Regions from separate parts of the Homo sapiens genome. Here region 2 is linked to region 1. Evidence: chromatin loops called from intact Hi-C (ENCODE). Cell type or tissue: B cell. All regions are shown on one strand. Links, peaks and the distances in the headings refer to the core of each region. The heading gives the core; the rest is flanking DNA.

The links. Hi-C counts contacts between places; a loop is a spot of excess contacts. Peaks named below come from ENCODE experiments on the same cell type or tissue, not always from the same donor. Only the 100,000 strongest peaks of a DNase experiment are listed, where the experiment ranks them.
Region 2: it touches region 1 in a loop (23-fold over the local background); 5 of 110 quality-filtered maps call a loop at or near these places.

Annotation. Positions count from the first base shown.
Region 1 is chr5:73,897,346-73,906,294 of GRCh38, reverse strand. It overlaps ARHGEF28 (Rho guanine nucleotide exchange factor 28), which reads right to left. Exons shown (of 36, transcript NM_001177693.2): 30 at 8,202-8,333; 31 at 5,011-5,111; 32 at 2,035-2,073; 33 at 1,890-1,937. Among named protein-coding and RNA genes, the nearest start is that of LINC02122, 200 kb to the left of the region's middle. In B cell, for the core only: CTCF peaks have their summits at 3,361 and 3,562 (motif pointing left); a DNase peak (open chromatin) is centred at 3,534; H3K27me3 peaks cover 509 bases.
Region 2 is chr5:75,677,696-75,686,644 of GRCh38, reverse strand. It overlaps POC5 (POC5 centriolar protein), which reads left to right. Exons shown (of 12, transcript NM_001099271.2): 10 at 1,161-1,438; 11 at 8,695-8,871. Among named protein-coding and RNA genes, the nearest start is that of POC5, 35 kb to the left of the region's middle. In B cell, for the core only: CTCF peaks have their summits at 5,002 and 5,201 (motif pointing right); a DNase peak (open chromatin) is centred at 5,204; H3K27ac peaks cover 597 bases.

The sequences.
Region 1 (8,949 bases), core at 284-8,283:
TGCACTCCAGCCTGGGTAACAGAGCCAGACCCTGTCTCAAAAAAATAAATAAATAAAAAAATAAAAGCTCTTGTGGAAGGATATATAAATATGCATAGAAAAATAAATAAGATGAGCACTGTCATATACTCAAATGTAATCCAAGGCTTTAACAATTCAGATGTTGGTCCTAGAGCAAGAATAAAAGGTCATAAGAGAAAGAAGTCTTGATAGAGTCGAAGTCTAAATAACAAAACATCGAATGCAGCATGCCTTTATATTTTCTGCTGAAAACTTAGGCTTCATTTTATTTTCTTTTAAATTCAACAAGATATGAAGCATGAATGAATAATAAACCAGTGAGGGAAAAATGTTTTGTCTCAGTAGTAATCAAAGAAGTACAAATAAAATAATCAGATACCCTAATCCATCTTCAAATGGAAGAAAAAGAGAGAATGGTGGTTGATTTGATTATTTTGGCAAAGTCTATTGAAAACCTAAACAAAATAATTCTTCTCATTTACCCTAAGGAAATAGTCAGATGTATTCAAAGAGATGAGTACACAAGGATGTCCTCTACAGTGTTGTTAATAATACAAAAGTGTAAACAATAAGGGATTGAATAAACCCCACAGAGTTGAATTTAATATATAATCATTAAAAAGTATGCAATAGAATAATAGTTGATGACAGAGAAAGTTACATGTTACAGAAGAGTGCACAGAGAACAATTCTAAAATCTGGAGCCTTATACACCAACATGATAATTTTAATTCTCTTTGTAGAATCAGAAATCATTTTCTTTCATTTACTTGTATTCTCAAATTTTTCTACAAATTTTTCAACAATCCAAACATTGCATGTATATCCTTTCGAGATACATTTTAATGAGTAAATTAAGCCATCGGACACACTGAGCCTCTTTCTTTGCATGGTCTAAGGTAGTGGTCTCCAACCTTTTTGACATCAGGGACCTGTTTTGTGGAAGACAGTTTTTTTTTTTTTTTTAATGGATGGGCTGGGATGTGGTGAGAATGGTTTCAGGATGAAAGCGTACCACCTCAGATCATCAAGCATTAGATTCTCATAAGGAGGGGGCAACCTAGATCCCTAGATTGCATGCACAGTTCACAATAGGGTTCACGCTCCTATAAGAATCTAATGCTGCCACTGATCTCACAGGAGGCGGAGTTCAGGTGGTACTGCTCGCTTGCCCCCAGCTCACCTCCTGCTGTGCAGCCCAGACAGGTAACACTCTGCACCCTGGGGTTTGGGGACCCCAGCCTAAGGGATCATCCAACCATTTAATCCTAAATGCAAGCATGATTTCTTTTTTATGTCTGCTCTTCCTTGAAAGGCAGTAAGCTATTTGAGAGCAGGCTGTGTGGCTAATTTGCCTTTGTGTGCTCAGCCCTCAGCACAGTCAGCACAGAGACAGGCACTGTGTGTTCATCCCCTCAACATTAATAAATTAATAAATGTTGAGTGGATGAACAAACAAAAGAGTAAAGCAACATATGGATTACTTAACTGCTCTAAAGGCTGATGGCCACATGGAGAAGTCAAAGAATTTTAGGTGTGAATTTAGGTTTTCATCAGAAAATGTGAAGTCATGCTACACTCACCTAAGAGTTTCATTGTAAATGTCAAGCCAGATCATATTCATCAATATTTTTTAAAGATATGAACTGTTTTATGATTTCAGAGAAGAATGGTATAAAATGTAGTCATGGTGTTGCCTCTGATTACAAAACCATGTGAGTCCAACACATCACACTTAGAAGGTTGTCATTCTTTTAAGATCATTCCCTACCTCTCACTTGTTCTCATTTTTAAAGTCTGGGAATCATCAAAGAGAATTGCATTAAGAGAACCATTCACAAGGTCAAAGATTAGAGGAGGATAGTTACCTGAAGGCTGTATAAGAGACGGGTTAAATTCTGTATGGCTTGTATAATCTGAAAAACAAAATTGTAAGTGTCAAATTCTTGAAAAAGCTTTCATTATCCACAAATAAAGGCTGGTGATACATTTAAGGTATGTGCAGCAGCTCACCTCTGATTGTGAAGAACCTGGAAAATTTCTACATTCCACCTAAAATACATAAAAAACAAGAAAATGAATAACCATTCTACTTCTGAAAAGCTGCCCTGCAGTGTCCCAAAATGTATGACCTTGGGTAAATCACTTTGCTATCTCTAAACTTGATTACCTTATCTATACTGACTCAGTTTCCTCCCAGAAATAAAAGCCTATAGAATCAAACAAACACTTGACAACAAGAGCGTCCTTCACGCAAAGTCGATGTTTGAGATGGATGGCAATTTTCACCCAATCACCCCTTAAAACAACAAGGGATGACAGTAAGGACACCCTGAAAACTCAAGTAACAACATTTACCTTGTGCAAACCACAATGTGAATTGAGTTCTCTGTGCCCAGACTGAAGTTGTCTTTTGGGTCAGGCTGACCTCTTATATTCTAGAGGACAGATTGAAAGTTAAAGAAAGAATATCATGTCTGGCCTTAACTCCTTTTCTCAATGTTTGAGATTCACGATATCAACATATACAGCAGTTGGGAAAAGAAACCAGACTCAGACGGTGGCCATAGTGGCGCGCGTAGCTGGGCTGCTCTAGATCCCACCACAGTCAGAGATCACCAGACCAGTGACTGCCATAGTAGAAGTACTAGCAGCAGAGGCCACGAACCAGCCACAGGAGACCGTCTGTTCTTTAGGGAGAGGGTCTATGCCTTGTTCTTTGTCTCTTCCACAGCACACATTAAGGGCACACGTGGATAGTGATGGTTTGCAGCCTCCATAATTGAACACTTGTTTATTCATTTATTGTCGGCCTTCTCTCCCTAGGATGCAAACCAGTGAGTAGCGAGACTTTGTCCATGTGCTCCATATTATAAGAATGATGCTTGACATAGCACGGACACTCAACAAGTGAATGACTCCCAGTTGAACTCGATGGCACGCCATTCAATAAATAAATATCGATCACCCACTGTAAACTTCACACCTTACGCTATGGGAGACCATCAGATGCCCTGTCCTCAAGGGCCTACTGTCTCATCTAATTTTAAGCCATAAAAAGCAGCCAGCCATGGTCATGTCCTCGGGTAATTTTGAACTTGTTAAATTCAATTAGTTTAGGCTGATGATGCCAGGATGAGCTAGCCAGACCTCCGCTTCCCTTGGACTGCCAATTAAAGATTTCACTCGTAAGCAGCCCCTCTGATAGAGAAAAGACAGAGGCTGAAAATGGAGATGAAGCTTAAAGACATTAGATCTGTGCCAAACCCTATGGGAGAGAACAGGCTCTAAGAACCCCCGCCCTAGAGGGATGGTTGGCGTTCTCGCTGCTCTTCTGGCTCTGTCGTGGCCCATCCACACTCCACTGCTTCTGTAGTAAGACCATATGGCACAGAGTTTTTATAGTCTATAAAAATTAGAACCATAGAAATGAGTTGGACTGTGCTACCCGCGGTTACTTATGCCCAAAAGCCACTAGGTTTGACACAAGACAGGAAATTTCGCGTTTTTAATGGAGTTGTTCTGCCACCTTGTGGTAAATGTTTAAAACTGCAGTTGGCGATTTATCCATTATTTCTGCATTTGAGTCAGATTTCATTTTTTAATATTCTTTCAGAAATTTGTTCTAACCTTACCTTGTAGAGGAAGCTAATGACAAAATATCCATTATACACCTTTTAAAAGTTTGATTTCAAGTGATCCTGCCCTTTACCTGGGTTTATTAATGTATTAATCTTTCAAAATGCCTTATTAAGCAAAAAATTTTGCAGATAGCTTAATCCAAAGAAGAACCCAGACACTTAACCTCAATTATCTACCTGTAGCTGAATTGGAGTGGAAGAGGGAGACTTTAGGGGTAGGAGCCACCCAACTTTGCGTTCAAGATTAAATTATTACTGTCCAATTCACTCTCTCTTTTCTATTAACACAGTTGGACACCACAAACTTCACACTTAAAAGTGATGAAAAGCAGGAACATTTTAAGAAGCAATACATTAGAAAGCTTACAATCAGAAGGAGTAAAATATTACATTCCTATGCTCATTTTGGCCTCTGAAGTTTAAAAAAGAACACTCAGTCACAGCTGTCTTTTCTCTGGATTTTAAAAGTCCTTGACTTGATTTCTCAGTCTTATGTAATATACACAAAAAGTATATAATATGTAAAATATGTTGTATATGTGAGAAGATCTGACATTTGCCATTTTTTCACATTGACACATATTGGCACCTATTAATGTACCTAATTCAATTTTAGATAAAGCTAAACTCTGGAGCCCTGACAAGCAGGAAGAGGCCAACTAGCCACCTCCCAGAATCATATTTTATTCCTTCCCTATTTCTGACATCTCACTTTCAGTAGACATTAATAGGAAGTTTTATGTATTTAATTCTTAAAGAGAGAGTTAATATCTATGTCTATAGCAGTAAGTCAAAAAAGAGGATTCCCTTTGGGAATCGCTGTGCCCCAAGCAAAAACTGGTCAGATTAATTAAAAATTAACCACAAAAAAAGTAGGTGAAATGTGGGTGGTGACAGGAAATCAACTCTGCAAGGAGAGGAGGGTCAAGGAAGGTGAAAGAAGCAAGAATATTCCAAAGTAAAAGGTGTTTCAATTACTTTGGCGCCATCTGGTTGCAAAAGGGCCCCCGGGTGCCAGAGCTGCCAGACATAGTGGGTGAGAAGCAAAGGTTTGCAGGGCAGAAAGACCAGAAGTCAGAGAGCACAGACACACATATACACAGGAGAGTTTTTAATCTTTTTAATAACTTTTCAATCGTTGCTTTGTTTACACCTACATGACACAGGCAGTGCAAGCACATTTGAAGAAGAAATAAGTTAGAAAGTTTAAATATGAATATTTAAATCAATTGAGAACAATTCAGAAAAGCACCTTTGCCCCACTGACTGCCGTGACAGACCAGAACCTGAGGCTATTTTATTATACACAGTAACCGCTGCCGTTTACTAACAAATCAGTTCACAATACCTTCTCCCCTGCATCAGAGACGGCCAAGTCGGTTACCACACCCTGGATCCCGGGATCCACATCCGAACAGCCTCTTCCTTCTCTCCCTCCTGTGACTAATGCTGGAAGCACGCCATCGAGACAGAAACAAAAAGGACAGCGTCAAACATCGGCCAGCCCACCGGGTTCTTCTGTACACGGCCAACACATATTTCAAAATAGGAAACACCACAAAATAATACATATTGAGTATTCTTAGATGAGGTGCTTGGATGAGCGCAGAGCAATGCATGTGGTCCCTGCCCACATGGGGCTTACACGCTAACAGACAGCAACTGACGAACCGCACAAAGTATCACCATCTTTGTACTTTTCTTTCTTGCACTGAAGTGTTCGTGTGTCGTTTGTGTTACAGAGGGTAGAATCTACATCTCACTCTCACTTAATAGGAAAATGCCTCCTGGGAAGGGTGAAATTTAAAACAGGTGCTGTAGAACAAAAGCAAGGTCTCTTGGCAGACTTAAGTCTGTAAAAAGTCTCTCTTGTGGCCAGTGCAAGAGCAGCAGACGATAAACAAGGTTTAGGAGGAAGGAGGAGTCCGAAGCAGGAGGGAGACATCTTTCTAGGAAGGCGGAGATGGCTAATACTTCACGGTCTCATAGTCATACAAACCAAGAACCTGTCCCTATCTCTGAATAACTTATTTTTTAACAATTTCTAAATGTGTTGTTTTTCTCACATTTCTTGTTATGCTTTAGATTTACAAATACTATGTATTTAAACTATGAAAACATAGAAACTAGTCCCGAAATATTTTTAAGTACCAAATACAGATTTCACTTCATCCATTAAATCTCTGTTGGCAGGATTTTATTTCTTTACCCATGTGAACTCAGTTAAAACTTAAACTGTGCCCACCTTGCACTGATTAAAACTAGAATTTTCAAAGCCCAAAACAGTGTTTTATTAGAACCATGTCCAATCCAGACCCTGACAAAATCGATATTCACTTTATGACACTGTTTGTTTGTATAATTTTTATTGTGTCTTTTTAAAACTTTATTTCCAATATAGGAAATGCTTTTTTCTTTAATAAAAATACTTATGTCTTTGGAAAATGAGAGTCCTCTAGGATTTCAAAGACCTCTTCTAATACAAAGAAGTTTTTGTCTAAACGGAAACGGCTTCAGATGAGATCAGCTAAAAACAAGTCCATTTTGTTCAAGCTGATCAGCACTTATTCACTTACAATGAGGGACATTTTATAGGTTTCTCTGTCATTTGAAAAATGGTTCTACTATTGGGTGCTATTCCTAACTCTTAAAGAGTGGCCAAAGGCATCACTAAAGAATTCACCACTCTGTTTCTCACTCCCTCATAGAAATTAGGAAAATCAAATGGGAAAGAAGCTGATGACAAGGCAGAAGAATAAAACACAGATCAGGTCCCTGTCCCTGTATCCAATTTCAGGGTGGGCCAGAGGGTCTCCAGTGAACAGAACTTTCCTAGAAGTAGAAGATACTCATCATGTATACTGAAGACTGAAAATAGAGCTGTCTGCTTGGCTTATAACCTCAGGCTGACATAAGCCTGATGAAGAAGAGCCCAGTTCTCCAAGTCATTTGCAGAACCGACCCATTCAGTCACAGTTGTAGACCTTCATTTAGAACTAGCCTTGTGCCTTGAACAACTTTATAAAGAGAATCAAACTCTCATAGCACCATGTTCCAGTCTGACCCAGAACTGAAGAGGCCTTGGGGTACAGGACCCCACCAGCCAGCTTCGGTACTTCCTCTACCTGAATCCCGACATCAGACCCCTCTAAAGAGCCTCTCAATGGTTCTGGCAAATGCCACGGGTGTCCCTTTGAAACTCTCCCCAGTCATGAGAGATGTGGATACAGACAAGGAGACCTTCACTGCCTGGCCTGAAGGGAGGGAAGGCACGACCGCGGGCTCGGGCAGCTGCAGAGGGGAGCCTCTCCAGCTGTCCCTGGGGCGAGGCTGAGAGCAGCAGATCCCTCAGCAGATCCCTGCACGTATTTTTAGACAGAGACTCCTCAATGGCATAATGAGGTTCTTCTTTTAAAAGGAAATCACCCAGGGCAGTACAACTCCCCTGATGAATCTGGGCTGTGTCAAAATGAAAAACATACGTGCGCATTCTGAAACTAGAAACTCAGGATTAGATAAAGCAGAACTTGAGAGAGGAAGATAATTAGTGGTGCTGATGTTTAAAAAAGAAAAAAAAAAGAAGTATAGAATTAAAAAGCTATACTGCATCTATATATCTTAATTAATCAAGGGATGTTGTTAAAGAAGTTCTGAGTTCAATTTAATCTTCCAATCTTGAGTTCAATTTAATCTTCTGATCTCTAACTACTGAAGACATTTTATCCATTTTATCTTACGCACATAAGACCTTGTGGAAGTAAGGTTGTTACCACCTGCACAGGATGAAAAGTATACTCTTTATGCTCTTATCTTAGAAACCTTTATGGAACTAAGTAGCCTACAACTATACATATAACAGGATAGCTAGGTTCGGGGAAATTACCTAAACCAAATCTCTACATTCTATTTTTTTTTATATTTAAAATGTTTTGAAACAATGTTTTCATAAATGAATTCTGACATGAACTAAAGTGTAGGATGGCACAGATCAAGAATTTTCTGGCACTTCTGCTTTAACCATACCACCAAACTTCGTGTGTGTGAGAGAGAGAGAAAGAGAGAGGGAGAGAGAAAGGAGGGAGACGGAGGGAGCCGTGTGTATATTTCTGGTTTTCTGAGTTGTTTTCTCAGTTGATGCACATGAGATTAGGTTTAAGGGCTTGTTCTGTAATTGACCGCAGGGACTCCTTTTTTAAAAAACCTGAAAAGTTAAAAAGTTCTTTCAAAACTGTAATGAATAAATCATATCAAAAATGAGGCAGGGTAGGGGTTGGGGAAGGTCCGATATTTGGCCGGCAAACAGAGCAGTATAACCCACCAACTACTCTTTAGATCCTCATACTTGAAACCCCAGTGTCATTATTATATGCCTATGATATTCATTTAGGCTAGCATATTTATTCTCAGTTTTTTTCTAATTTAAAAAAATATATCAAGTCCCCTTCAACCAGAGACAGTCATTGCCTTTACTTTACGTGACCACTGTAAGCTCCAGGGACTGTGCTCAGGCTCATTGCCAAGGCCTGCATTTTCACTTACAGGCAGTCGGTGATCCTGGTACATCATGAGAACTGAGTGTGTCCGCCAAGACAGAGTCTCCACAACTGTCCTCACATGATTGACTCACGGCGCCCATCTGTGAGGCCTTCACTGCAACTTGTAGGCTCTCAGCTAAGATGGAGAAAAACAAAAATAAATCTAAAAAACAAAGATAGGTATATATTTAATCTAGACCAGGAATTGGCAAATCGCATTTGGCCTGTCCCTGTTTTTATAGGACCCAGGGGCTAAAAATGATTTTTACATTTTTAAAGGTTGTCAAAACATGGGCATGTGCCTACGCACGCGCGCACACCACACACACACACCCCAGAGACTGTGTGATTTACAAAACCCAAAATACTTAGTATCTGGCCCTTTATAGGAAAAGTTTGCAGATCTTCAATCTAGACCAATACTTTTAGCATCATTTTACGACAGAGAATTAACTCAATAGAAAACTATAAACCATTATATTAAAATATCTCAAATGCAACTTTCAGTAAACTGGTATGCCTAAAAACTTCCTGTCATTCAGTTAGTATAAATATACCAGGCATTAAAATTTTAAAACCTGTTGCCCAGAAATATTAGCTATTCCTCAAAAGAGTATTTCCCTACACTTATCTTTAGAAATACAGATTCCCAGTCTTTGGCTCCAGACTTACTGGATTTGATTCTCTGGAGGAGAAAACAGGATCTGTATTTTAAATAAGCACCTGTTCTAGGGGATATTGGGCATTTGACA
Region 2 (8,949 bases), core at 728-8,727, 1.8 Mb before region 1:
TCTGCCACCATCTAAAGATAGACACTCAGAATCTCTACCAAAACAAGTTAAAACTCAGTGTGTGTTTTGTTTTCAAATTAAAAGTATTTTATATTGAATTAGTCCCTTTCATCAGAGGAGTTCAAAGGATCTAGGTAGGCACTGTAATCATTGTTAAACTTCTTAAATAAGCTAACTAACTAATACTCTGCAAATTTTCTATACAGATAGTCTAAGGAAAGGACTTATGCAGAGGCCCAAATTTCTGGAGGGAAAGAGAACTACATAGAAAACCATTTAAACATACAACTTACATAATGCCCTCTGTTCAGATGTTCTGAAACAGCTCATTGACTGAATTTCTAAACCCTCACCACACTGTTTGATACCACACAGATACAGTCTTAAGCAGAAACTAACCAAATTATAATACTGGAGCGAAAACATCTAAAATTGGAAGAAACCCTTTGTACTAGCCCTGGAATTTGACATTATTGGCTCCTTAGATCAAGATTAAGGTTCAGTTTTGAGGGAAGGTTAGTGATTGGGGTGTCACTACAAATCAGTTAGGTGCACAAATATGCTCTTATGATTTATATAATTTATCTGCAAGAACCCATTTCTTTTACAGTGTAAAAAGTGAAGATTTTAGTTTTATTGATTTATTTTTGTTTTCTGACGACTCAAGAACAAAAATAAATTGTTAGGATAGGCGCAATACATGAAAATGAGGGAGTATAGTGATATCAGAAAGTGGTTCTAAAGATTGATTGCAGGTCATTTTGGCCATCTATCAGGATATTTGTATGAACTAATACAAAGGAACCTAGATCTCCAGGCTCACTGTGATCATATTTTTTGTGACAGTTGTGATGGCAATATACTCTACTTAGCTAAGGTCCCAGCTGAGTACATAATTTATTTTCATCTTTTATTTAAGAACAAATGATCCATTAGCTTTCACATGTGGAAGGAAGTAGTCTGAAGTTTTTAGTGGTTAATGCTGACATTAACCAGTTAATACTGACAAACTGTATTAACTGAACATTGTATCTAATATACTGTAAACATCTAAATTTTTGTTAGGACCAAACTTTAGCCAGTATGTGTTTTCATTGTTTGGAAGATAATAGTAGTCCTAACCTGGAAGAATTTGAATGGAATTAATTTGTGATTTATAGGGATAGACTCCACAAATAATAAAAAGGAAGAGTATGGTCCTGGTGTTCAAGGAAAAGAACATTCTGCTCATTTGGATCCTTCAGCTCCTCCGATGCCCTTACCAGTTACATCACCACTGCTGCCATCCCCACCAGCCGCCGTCGGAGGAGCCAGCGCGACTGCCGTTCCCTCAGCTGCTTCGATGACTTCTACCAGGGCTGCTTCCGCATCTTCTGTTCACGTTCCTGTTTCTGCTCTTGGTGCAGGATCTGCAGCTACTGCTGCATCAGAAGAAATGGTTAGTACAGTTTATACAGGTCCCACCTTATGAAAAGGGCGGCCAGGCCCAGTGGCTCACACCTGTAATCCCAGCACTTTGGGAGGCCGAGGCAGGTGGATCACGAGGTCAGGAGATCGAGACCATCCTGGCTAACACGGTGAAACCCCGTCTCTACTAAAAATACGAAAAATTAGCCGGGTGTGGTGGCAGCCGCCTGTAGTCCCAGCTACTCAGGAGGCCAAGGCAGGAGAATGGCGTGAACCCTGTAGACAGAGCTTGCAGTGAGCCGAGATCGCGCCACTGCACTCCAGCCTGGGCAACAGAGCGAGACTCCATCTCAAAAAAAAAAAAAAAGCTTGTTTGTAAATTTAATATTTTGAACTCATAAAATATTTTCCTATGGAGAAAAAAAAAATCTGTGGTATTTAGGCAAAGTCACTGAAAATATTTAATACACAAAGTGACTAGAGCATTAAATTGTAATGAAAATACCTGAAAGTGCTGTCATAGTAGTGATAATTAAGACAAAGAACTTTTTTATATTTTTCAAAAATTATGTAGGAGCCGGGCGCGGTGGCTCACGCCTGTAATCCCAGCACTCTGGGAGGCCGAGGTGGGCGGATCACCTGAGGTCAGAAGTTCAAGACCAGCCTGGCCATGGTGAAACCCCGCCTCTACTAAAAATACAAAAAATTAGCCGAGCGTGGTGGTGTGTGCCTGTAATCCCATCTACTCGGGAGGCTGAGGCAGGAGAATTGCTTGAACCCCGGAGGCGAAGTTGCAGTGAGCCAAGATGATGCCATTGCACTCCAGCCTGGGCAACAAGAGTGAAACTCCGTCGCAAAAAAAAAAAAAAAAAAATTATGTAGGAAAAGTAGATTTAATTTGAGAAAGAGTGAAGGACAGACTATGTTTGAAGAACACTATTGGGTGTTTTCAAAGGTGTGGGAGGTTAATGTATATTTAATTTTATATTTTCTATTCAGCTAACACCTTTCCTTTTTCCTAAATGCAGATATATCACTAACACTGCTCTGTAGTAACTCCATCTTGATCGAGTTTTAATTTGTAATTTGTAATTGGAATGGAGAGGAATAGTTTTTCCTAGAATCAGTGAGCTGCTATTAGAGAAGTGCCAAGAGGATAGTGTTAAATGGGGATGGAAGGTTTGTGTGAGAACTTGCCTGAAATGAAATTGATCAAGCTGTTAATATGGTAAGAGGCCGGGCATATTGGCTCACACCTGTAATCCCAGTACTTTGAGAGGCTGAGGTGAAAGGTTTGCTTGAGGCCAGAAGTTTGAGACCAGGCTGGGCAATATAGCGAGACCTCATCTTTACAAAAAAGTAGAAAATTAGTCAGGCATGGTGCTGTGCACTTGTACTCCCAGCTACTCAGGAGGCTGAGGCAGGAGGATCGCTTGAGCCCAAGAGTTCAAGGTTACTATGAGTTATGACTGCACCACTGCACTCCAGCCTGGGCAACGAGCAAGACCCTGTCTCTAATTTTTTTTTTTTTTTTAACTAGAGTTTCAGATGAAGCACATCGTGGCTCTAACTCCTTAGCCTCCTGTTGTTAAACTTGTATTCTGCAAACCATGTTTCTCAAGTAAGGGTGGAGTACAGATGCAAGCCAAGCTTATCAGACTCACCTGTGCAGAGCTAGCAGTGATTAGTTAGTCAGTTTAAAAAAAGCCATGCGCGGCGGCTCATGCCTGTAATCCCAACACTTTGGGAGGCTGAGGAGGGTGGATCACGAGGTCAGGAGTTCAAGACCAGCCTGGCCAAGATGGTGAAATCCTGTCTCTACTAAAAATATAAAAAATTAGCCGGGCATGGTGGTGGGCACCTGTAATCCCAGCTACTTGGGAGGCTGAGGCATAGAATTGCTTGAACCAGGGAGGCAGAGGTTGCAGTGAGCTGAGATCACGCCACTGCACTTCAGCCTGGGCGACACAGCGAGACTGTCTCAAAAAAAAAAAAAAACAACACTGTTAACTTCTTTCCTGCTGTGGTGTGGATCTGGTATAAAGGCATGTATAGTTTTATAAAGCTCCTGAGATGATTCTGATTTGCTTGTCTTCCTCTTCTCCCCAACTCCTAACCACTTACATAAGAGGAAAGAAGAGGCAGAATAAGTTTTAGGTCTTAAAATTCCCTTGGCAGGCCATCAGAAGGTGCCATTGCTCTGGACGGCTGTCTGTAGCTAAAGGAGGTATTGAGACAGACAAGTGGTCACCTTTAGTATTCTAACAGGTTTGAATTTTTACCTTTCGAGAGCTACTAACTTTGGGAGAAAATACATTGAGATCAGTTATTTACCAATTATTGACACAAAGAGTTTGAAAAATATCTAGCACATGGCTAAGAGAAATTTATGTGGGGGAGCTGTGACTTAGAAATAAGACATTGGCCGAGCACAGTGGCTCACGCCTGTAATCCCAGCACTCTGGGAGGCCGAGGCAGGTGGATCACAAGGTCAGGAGATTGAGACCACGCTGGCCAATGTGGTGAAACCCTGTCTCTACAAAAATACAAAAAAATTAGCCGGGCGTGGTGGCATGCGCCTGTAATCCCAGCTACTCAGGAGGCCGAGGTGGAAGAATCACTTGAACCCGGGAGGCAGAGATTGCGGTGAGCCAAGATCATGCCATTGCACTGCAGCCTGGGTGACAGAGTGAGACTCTGTCTCAAAAAAAAAAAAAAAAGAAAGAAATAAAACACTAAAATTCAACTCTGACATATTTTCAGCTGTGTTTGTTTTCCATGATTACACATTTTGAAGTGTGATCCTGCACAGATGACCTCATTTAAACATTCACTCACTGTGTTTATGTTCTGGTTTCTCATTCATCTTGCATATGCAGTTAACACACGCGGAGCTAGATTTTTCAAAATTCTCTTCCTAAAATGTAACTTCATGGGTACATCTGCATTTATATGTAAACCTGAATATGTATGGGAAGAACTGAATGAATGAGTTTGCTTAGCACCCTTTTTATTGCTAACTTTTTGAATAATCTGGTCATCGGAGATAGTGTTGAAGTCTTTGAAACCTGAAAACCATAATATTCTGTAGACAGCCCTTCCCTGTCTGCCCTATCCCACTATATCCACTTCTTCAAAAACAGATACACACTCCATTTCAGTCACATAAGTAAGTGGCCTTTAGGGCCAGGGAGAAAAGAGAATCACAATTAAATCTATCTCTAAGTATAATCTTAGTTTTCTTCCTTCCTTATATAGTTGAAATACTCAGATTTACCTCAAATATGTGTTTTTGTTTTTAAAAGAAACTTGATAACAAAAGTAGGAATAAATCCAGTAGTTGGCTAACTTACTGTGAAACCATCATTGTTGGGAATAGGAAAAGAAGAGAGAGATTTGCAATCCTGGCTTGGTTATCTTTCTTGTCATTTTAATCACAGAGGCTTCCTATGAACATTCAAAAATTTTTTTCAGTTTTTCTTGGTATTTCCAGTAGCTAAAAGGAGATAGGTCCAGAAAGTACAGAGAATTAGCAAACAAATAACTGGAGAATGGAAGATTACCATGCTAATAAAATAATATCTTATTTTAAAATATTATTATTTTAAAAAATTATTTAAATTTAAATAAAATTATTTAAAAAATAATAATATTAAAATGATTTTCTTTAATGCAGACATCCTCAGTATGTTAAAGACAATATCAGAATTTCATGGTGGAAACCATTTTTCAAAAAAGGCTGGACAGTTATACAAGCAAGCATATTGCAGTTCATAAAGTTGAACAGTAGATGGCATTTTATTCTTTTTCTAACTTCAATTGGAATAATTGAGGGGAAATATTTTTCACTGAATTTTAAAGCTATTTGGTAAAGACCTTTAGTAAAGTTTCTCTTCTAATTTTCCTCTTCATTTGAATAGAAAGTGAAAGGGTATCATTAGGGAGTTGGTACTGCGTTCTCCATTTTATAAATGAAGAAATTGAGGCTTAGAGAGTATGCAACTTGCCTAAGGACACGATTAGTAACTGATTTGGAATTCAGACTTTGAAAATCTGATTTAGACCTCTTACTCTTAACCAATGATCTGTACTGTCTCTCTGTCAAATATTAAGCTACAAATACTGTTTTTAATGTCATTTCATTTTTTTTCTTACTCCTTTCAATTTTGTTGCTTATGTTGATGTGGCTTAAAATGCTAGAATTTTTATTTTTATAGCATTTTTTAAAGTCAGCTAAGCTGATAAATTTAATGAACTCCAACATGATTGGTACCAGTAAGTGGTCATTTAATTTGCAGAGAATGATACATACCTAATGCATTATTTTATCCTAAAACATAAATATGTATTAATTTGCTGGTTTTAAATGTGGAGCCAAACTGAATGTGGGGTCAAAGATTGTAATTGTCATCTTTTTAATATAAACCACACCCAATATATTTTCTATGATCTCCAATTTCAGTTTCTGTAAAGCATGAACCTAACAAAACTTTCCAAACAATCTGATTAGAGAATCCTTCTAGGTTTTTCTTTCCTCCCCCTGATTAGTAGCAACTTTTTTCTAATAATTTATCTTTATGAATTATTTCTAAATTGTCCTTATGCATTTTCAACTTTTTCATCAATTTATACAATTTTTAATACATTAAATAAACATTAACAAGTACAAGTGACAAACCATCTGAAAACAAGCAGCCGACAGTAAACATGCGAGCCATTTAAGACAACTTCTATTTAATTCAATGAGCGTATAGAGATTTCTTTTAGAAGTCTTTTAGAAGTCATTTTATTTACAGGAGTATATATTTTCAAATTATTGAAGGCATTCTAAAGCAATTCTGAGCTGGGTTGAATGAAGCTTATCATCTATGAGCATTTTTCCTGCTACTCTAATTTTCTTCAGTCCAGACTTCTCTAGTTTTTCATTCACACCTGAAGCTCCAGGTGAGAATCATGGCTACTGAGAGGACACCCCTCAAGCGTGATTGGGCAGGAGGAAAGTTACAAACTCAATTGTACTTATTTCCACATTTTGGCAAAGAATATTCCTGCCAGCAATTAGTTTTCTATTTTGAAATAGCATTTAAGCATCTTCAGGAGTTTGTAAAATCTTTTTTGTCCCTTATTGTAATAAGTAATAGGACAAAGTTTCCCTCAGGCCAGAAGCATGAATTTAGTCCACAAAAACATATTTGTAAATATTTTTAAATCTGAGATTTAGTTTTTCAATTTCATAAGATCCATAGAAGTTTATGGTTTAAAAAGCCAAATCATTTTTACAAGGACTATAGTGAGAAACAGTCTTCTAAATTCCTCTCCCTAACTCTGTTAGCTGTTTCTTCTGTTTCCATTTTTTCCTAAATAGTATGTTTATATCATTATTTCTACATTTATTAATTTCAAACATTATCTGTTAACTTATTACAGATAAGAGGACTTGGCCTCCTGATGCCACCTTATTCCTTCTCTCTCTCTTCACTTTCCTTATCCTCCCTGTATGTTATAGATATTCCCATTTCAGATTAAATCATTTATGATTACTAATATAGCTAAGCCATGAATGTGTACTATGACTACATTTCCTTTCTGGTATAATGTTTTGTTCTTAGAATTAATTGCTTCATTTTTATCTTCGGTTTTCTATCCAACTATAGTGAATTATTTCCAAACTCTCCAAGGATTACAAAACCCCACTGAATGCTGTTTTCCATAGGGTCTTCCAAAAACATCAATACTCTGTCATTTTAATTTTCCCAGAGACATCTCTCCTGAAGCCCACTCTCTTCCCATTTCAGTATACAGCTGTGACTGTGTGTAGCTAGATGCAGCTATATGGAGAATCACAGATGAACTATAATAATCGGGAAAAGATTGATACTTAATAAATGCCTTTGGAAAAACTGTTTAGAGAAAAAATGAATTTAGATTAATACTTCACACTGGAATTTCAAATGTTTTAATAAGCTAAGCCAAAATAAGTAAATGTTATAAGAATATAACTACCTCAGCTGTCCAAAGCTGGTTTTGGTTTCATCATGGAAGCAAGAGGAAATTAATGACAGGATTAACCACAACTTAAAAAAATGGATGTGCATTGAAAATTAAGACAAATACATGAAATGGGGAAATCGTTTACACTCTGAGATAAGTATCTATAATTATTAAATGAGTTTAGTACTCGTCAGGAACTATTAAATTTAAATATTAATATCCTTTCAATTCTTAGCAAATAAGATGAATAGTTGACAAAATGGAATACAAATATGAAACATTAATAAAGAACCACAACTTGAATAGTAGATTTCACCTCAGACTTAAACAGGCGGCTGTGTAATTGATTGACAGTGGAAAAATAGTCCACTTACGTGTTATTCCTGCTGTAAATATTTTTCTGGAGTATTATCCAGCGATAAGCAGCAAAAGCTATAAAAGCTGATAATACTTTTTGATATGATCGTTCCATTGTTTGCAATATATTTTTATTATACAGAAGTAACTCTCAAAAGAGGATTTTTCTTTTGCAAAATGTGCTAAATGTAATAGAAAAAGAAAGACAAAGTAGTATGTTGGTATAAAAACCATCTCATTAAGAACTATAGCAGGTCTCTGTATTACCTCGTAAAAAAAAGTATATTAATAAAATGAGAAGGAAAAAAGGCAGAACACAGAAGCATATGTGTAATGATAATATTAATTATGCTTAAGGATCAAAGAGTCCATAAAACAGATTAATGGTTTCCAGAGGTTAAGGATGGTTGGGGAAGGAACAGAGAGATGGATATGACTGTCAAGGGTGGCACGAGGGAGATCTTCGTGGTGATGAGTATTCTGTATCTTGATTGAGTGATAGTTAACAGGAACTTAGGTGATAAAATGACAGAGATCTATACACAGGCATTATCTCATGGTGAGCTTCCTGGTTTTGACTTTGTTATATTCTAATTATGTCAGATGTAACCATGGCAGGAAACTGGGTGAAGAGCACACAGTACTTTTCAATATGATCTCTGTGTCTTTCTATAAATCTATCATTTAAAAAAAAAAAGTTGGTTTTTTAAGTTTCTAAAATCTTATAAAATCGTTGGCATACTCAGGTTAAAGGGATATTTTGGGGTGTTCAGTTTTGTTTTGCTTTTCGTCTTGTGATTTTGTTTTTTCCATGTTAAAGTTGGTTGAACATACAGTTATTTTAAGTGCCTGTGTATTCTTCATAATTTATGGAATCAATAGATTTTGCTGTGGATTTTCTGCCACCTTGTTACTTCTTTTATTTTTTTTTCTTCTTAGTATGTGCCAAGAGTTGTAACCTCTGCACAACAGAAAGCAGGAAGAACTATTACAGCCCGGATCACAGGAAGATGTGATTTTGCTTCAAAAAATAGAATTAGCAGCAGTTTAGCTATAATGGGAGTTTCTCCTCCCATGAGCTCAGTTGTTGTGGAAAAACATCATCCAGTCACAGTGGTGAGTCCACATTTGATGACCTTTTGTCAAAAAGTCTTTTTCCTGAGAGTTCATAGACTAGTAAACACTTACATAACA